Regions from separate parts of the Homo sapiens genome. Here region 2 is linked to region 1. Evidence: chromatin loops called from intact Hi-C (ENCODE). Cell type or tissue: natural killer cell. All regions are shown on one strand. Links, peaks and the distances in the headings refer to the core of each region. The heading gives the core; the rest is flanking DNA.

Region 1 (2,807 bases), core at 102-2,601:
CTGAGCGATGCATCCTGTGCTCCCCCAACACACACACACACACACACACACACACACACACACACACGCATGCACACACGCCCTGGGTTGTTGGGCAGCATCCTGATACGGATACAAATGTAACTGGAATGTCAGTCTCACCTTCTGTGCGGCTGGGGGAAGTGATTCACGTCTAAGCAGTGAAGCATCCCCTAGCTTTTAACAGGAGCTGTTAGAGGGGCTGCTGTTTGAACAAGGAGCTTCATCTTCCTGAAGCCAGCAGTCACAAAACCGTAAACACAACACTGGCCAACTCTATTGCGGGGACCGTGGTGGCTTGACGTTAATATTAAACATCTCCAGCAAGGCAGAGAGCTCTGCATCCCAGGTCCGGAATAAAAATAAATAAAAATAAAGAGAAACCCTGCTAAAAGCAGTGTGATGATTTGTCGTCTTTCCTTTGTGAGGCCATTTGTCTTCTCTCACATCAAATCTGTTATAAAACAGTCAAACTGTGAAAGTGGACATCATCCCGGGAATATGGAATATTAATGCGTGGAAGGAGCGGCGCCCCTTTTGTCTGAAGAGTGGCTCCTCCCCCACCCCTCTGCTTTTTTGCAAGTCCGCTAAGGTAAATTATTTTTCTTTAAAATCATGTGGAAGATTTGAAGCTAGTAGTAGGGATGGTGGAAGTTTTGAGTATTTTTCTTCCTTTGTTAAAGTGCAGGGGATTTGTGACTGGCTTGAGTAAGGAGGAAGCACAAGTGAGAAGAAAACCTGTCCACGTGCAGTCCCCTTCTCGCCCCCATCCCTCTCCCCTCTCCTCCCTGTTCCCCAGCCTCTCAGTTCCTTTGTTTGGGGCCTGAACCTGCTTCTTGGAACATTTATAAATCTTGAGTCTGTCTGATCTTTAGGGGACAGGCCAGAGGCCGTGTGTCACCATGTGTAATTTAGAGCTGTAGGGCTAAAAGCTTTTCCAGAGGTTTGAAGGACCTAGTTCTGACCTGACCAAAAGAACGAATTGGAACAGACCTTCTAGAGTCTCCTTCAAGCACTGGGGAGGATGGTGATGAGAGCAGACACACGGGGTAATTTATGGGCTCCGCTGACTGGTGGCTGGGTCCACTTGGAAACGAGTCGTGTACTGCCACCTTGTGGCAGATTCGGGCGGCTGCGGTTTTGTTGTTTTGGAACCTTGTGAAGAGTTTCAGCTAGTGTCGGATTGGACATGATTTGCCTTGTATCTAGATTTAGGTAATTAGTGATAGATAAGGGGTGTCTCTGAGTCATTCTTATTTTGCTAAGTTGATCCTGTTAAGAAATAAGTCTTAGCTGAAAGAAGACTGCTTTCTTTCCCCTTTACCTCCTTTCTTCTGCTTTGTGGTTTTTTTATGGGGGTTTTTGTTGTTGTTCAGTTTTGGTTTGTTTTTTGGTATGGAATTATGATGAGATTTCAGGAGAGAAGCCTGTGATCCTCCTTGGGTTGTTGGGGGATGTTAAGAGGAGAGTGAGGGAGAGTAAGTACCGACTTTTTGGCCGTATTCAGAAATCCTAAGTTTTCTACTATAGTGATTTTTGTGTCATTCTGACTAAATACTAACTCCTTATCAGCACTGTGTCTTTTTACTTGGATTACTTTCCCAGCAATCCAGCCTTCTTGGGGAGCTAAGTTTTTCTTTTCTTTTTTTTTTTTTTTTTTTTTTTTTTAGATGGAGTCTCACTCTTTTGCCCAGGCTGGAGTGCAATGGCACAATCTCGGCTCACTGCAACCTCCGCCTCCCAGGTTCAAGTGATTTTCCCGGCTCAGCCTCCCAAGTACCTGGGATTACAGGCACACACCACCACGCCCAGCTATTTTTTGTATTTTTAGTAGAGACGAGGTTTCTCCATGTTGGCCATGCTGGTCTCAAACCCCTAACCTCAGGTGATCCGCCCACCTTGGCCTCCCAAAGTTCTGGGATTACAGGTGTGAGCCACTGCGCCCAGCCTTGAGGAGCTAAGTTCTAATGCATGTCACCTGTGTCTGAGCCCATTCCCGTGACATACATAGGGCTGCCCCTACCACACAGCCCCAAAGAGCACAGGGCGATTGCCTGCCATTTGGATCAGTATGTTTCTCCTTTTAGGTCATAGAGACACTTCTCAAATATCTTTCTCTCATTTGTAAAGTCACTGATACCGAGTAGGATGAATTTGGGTCGGGGAAAGCAAAGGAATGATGAAAGGAGGGTGCCATTTAGTCCCTCGTGTTGGTTGGGAGCAACTGTAATGCATGCACACAGGTCCTCAGCATGTTGCTCTGTCTCATTCCATTTCTCATGATCATAGATGACGATGCCATTTATGCAATGCGGACTTTGCTTAGTGCTGTAAAAACAGTATGTTTAAGGAAGATATTGTCACCATCTTACTGATGAGGAAGCTAAGATTCAGGGGGCTAAGTAATTTACCTAAGGTCCTAGACCCAGTAAGGACCTGAGCCAGTCAGAACCAACTCTGACAGCACCTTCCAGCCCCTCTGCATTTGTGATACCATGCTCTATGCCATATAAAAGCATTCGCCTTGTTCTATTTAACTATTCAAGATTTCTATTAAGCTGGTTTCTCTAAGTATATAAGAAAAGAAAGCTGCTGTCCAAGCCGGGCGCGGTGGCTCACGCCTGTAATCCCAGCACTTTGGGAGGCCGAGGCGGGCAGATCACGAGGTCAGGAGATCGAGACCATCCTGGCTAACACAGTGAAACCCTGTGTGTACTAAAAATACAAAAAAAAGTTAGCCAGGCGTGGTGGCGGGCACCTGTAGTCCCAGGTACTCGGGAAGCTGAGGC
Region 2 (2,807 bases), core at 193-2,692, 190 kb after region 1:
CACATTTTTTGTTAGATTTACTCCTTAGTATTTCATGTTTTGGGTTGCTATTTTATCAACTAATTAATTAATTATTTAGAGACAGGGTCTTGCTCTGTTGCCTGGGCTGAGTGCAGTGGTACAATCATAGCTCACTGCACCCTTGAATCCCTGGGCTCAGGCAATCCTCTTGTTTCAGCCTCTTGAGTAGGTAGGACTATAGGCATGTGCCATCATGCCTGGCTAATTGTTTTTAATTTTTTGTAGAGATGGGGTCTCACTATATTGCCAAGGCTGGTCTCAAACTCCTGGCCTCAAGCAATCCTCCTGTCCTGGCCTCCCAAAGTGCTAAGATGACAAGCATGAGCCACTACATCTAGCCTGCTATTTTAATTTTTTTTTTCCTGAACTGCTTTTCTAAACAATTGCTCTACTGTAAACAAATACTGTTGAATTTTGTATGTTGACTTTTGTATTTAGCAATCATGTTAGATTTTAAATAATTTAATAATCAATCTGTGAATCCTTTGAGGCTTTCTAAAGAGACACCCTATCATATTTAATAATGGCAGATATATTGCTTTATTACTTTCTAGCTCTTATACCCTTTAATTCTTTTCCTTGTCTTACTGCACTGGCTAGGACATCCACTATAAAGCTGAATAGAAGTAGTGACAGCAGGCATCCTTGTCTTATTCCTAATCTTAAAGATAATGTTTTCAACGTTTTACCATAATGCATGATGTATCCTGCAGATTTTTTTGTGGGTCCCTTTTACAAGATTTTAAAAGTTCCATTTCACTCCTAGTTTCCAAGAGTTTGTCATGAATGGATGTTAAATTCTGTCAAATGCTCCCTCTCCACACCCTGTTATCTTGAGATAATGAGCATGTTTTTCCTCCTTTCATCTATTTCATGATAAATTATATTAATTGACTTTCTCCAAACTGATCAACCTTGAATGCGTGGGATAAAGCCAACTTGGTTGTTATGTATTATTTTGTATGTTATTGGATGCGGTTTGCTGATATCTACATGAGGATTTTTGCTGGTCATGAGTGGCATAGGCTGCTTTTAAAGGAAGTGAAAAGGAGCAGATAAAGGAAAATGTTTCAAATTTCAGATAATGTTTCAAATTCTGTGATGTTTCACTGCCATCTTGTGGCAGGAAGCAATGTCAGCAGTAAACAGCTTTAAAATTTTAGCCAAGGTTATTTCACACTTAAGAGACAATTTATCATTTAGTGAAGCTCTTCAGAGAAAGCCAGGGATAAAGTCTACCTAAATGATATACTAAAAAGTATTGGAAAACCTGAACTTGCTCTTCCTAGATGCCTCTGGTTCAATTCATGGATTAGCTGCCAAGAATCAAGCTCTTCAGATATGGGTTTCTCAATTTCAGCCTGTGATGACTCAACCAACTTACACTACACAAGGTCAAAAAGATATCAACAGGAATGGTAATCTCTATTAGAAAAATTACTTCAGCCCTTTCTCAGAAGCACACTGGATTCCTAATTTCATCAAGCTGTGTTTCGTTGTTCTTTCTTTAGAGCTAGTGGATATAGAGGTTTAGTTTTTAAGGGAGTAGTGATAGGAGACTGTTTATTAATGGGAAGTGTTGTTGACAGGAGGGGGCTTAGCTCTTACACAGTCCTATAGGGATAGTTTGGGTTGGTTATCAGAATCAAGGCTTTCTTAGCTAGAGAGTCCTCAGGAAGAGGCTTACCATTCTGGAATTGTGTCTCTACTCGCAGGTACTGCCGGAGCAGATCCATCACCACAGCCTTCATGTGGCCTCGGATGCCACTTCGGTACCTAGGCAAATAGAAAGTCTCCACTGAAAAACCTGACAATCCAACACTATTAAGCAATAAACCCAAAGGCCAAATTTACCTCCACGACATTCCACTGAACTGCTTTCCCTCTGAATAAAGAACAGCCTAAAATGAACTACAAAATTAACTTAAATTCTAAGCCTAAAAGAAATCTCACTATAGACAAGACCTTTTTTAATAAAGAAGACAACAAAATCCTGCATAGCCCCACCTACCAACACCTTGATTCAGTTCCTACTGCTAAGTAGAAATTATTACCATACTCTTGAAATGGCTGAGATATCTGAAAAATTTATAAGTATCTTAAAGTTAAAAGTGTTCTGTGAGGCCGGTTGCCTTAGCTCACATCTGCAATCCCAGAACTTTGGGAGGCCAAGGCAGGAGGATCACTTGAGTCTAGGAGCTCCAGACCAGCCTAGGCAATATGGCAAAACCTCTTATCTACAAAAAATACAAAAAAATTAGCCAAGCATGGTAGCATGTGACTGTAGTCCCAGCTACTCAAGAGGCTGAGGTGGGAGGATTGCTTGAGCCTGGGAGGCAGAGGTTGCAGTGAGCTGAGATTGTGCTACTGTACTACAACCTGGATGACAGTGTGAGACCCTGTCTCCAAAAAAAATAAATAAATAAATAAATAAATAAATATGCTCTGTGAATATCCCTTTAGTATTAATAGCAACAACCACAATTACTTTTGCACCAACCTAATATAATAGGCTCCATAAGCTAAGAAGAAAAAATGTCATACTGGGCCCTGTGACAGAAGAAAAATTAGGAGCTTCATCAAAATGGCAAGGAAAAAGAAAACAACAAAATTTCTGTGCCTTATTAATTGACAGGCTGGACGCAGTGGCTCATGCCTGTAATCCCAACAGTTTGGGAGGCCGAGGCGGGTGGGTCATTTGAGCCCAAGAGTTTGAGATGAGCCTGGGCAACATGGCAAAACCCCAGCTCTTCTAAAAATACAAAAATTAGCTGGATGTGGTGGTG

The links. Hi-C counts contacts between places; a loop is a spot of excess contacts. Peaks named below come from ENCODE experiments on the same cell type or tissue, not always from the same donor. Only the 100,000 strongest peaks of a DNase experiment are listed, where the experiment ranks them.
Region 2: a loop joins it to region 1, with 2.2 times the contacts of the local background. A loop is called at or near these places in 3 of 110 quality-filtered maps.

The regions. Positions count from the first base shown.
Region 1 is chr17:37,046,704-37,049,510 of GRCh38, forward strand. The region is part of intron 11 of AATF (apoptosis antagonizing transcription factor); the gene reads left to right. The region is part of intron 1 of LOC105371753 (a long non-coding RNA gene); the gene reads right to left. Among named protein-coding and RNA genes, the nearest start is that of MIR2909, 14 kb to the left of the region's middle. RefSeq lists an enhancer at 1,395-1,895. In natural killer cell, for the core only: CTCF peaks have their summits at 1,148 (motif pointing left) and 1,349; a DNase peak (open chromatin) is centred at 1,128.
Region 2 is chr17:37,238,768-37,241,574 of GRCh38, forward strand. It overlaps ACACA (acetyl-CoA carboxylase alpha), which reads right to left. Exons shown (of 56, transcript NM_198834.3): 24 at 1,709-1,797. Among named protein-coding and RNA genes, the nearest start is that of SNORA90, 4.6 kb to the right of the region's middle. In natural killer cell, for the core only: CTCF peaks have their summits at 1,166 (motif pointing left) and 1,367; a DNase peak (open chromatin) is centred at 1,134.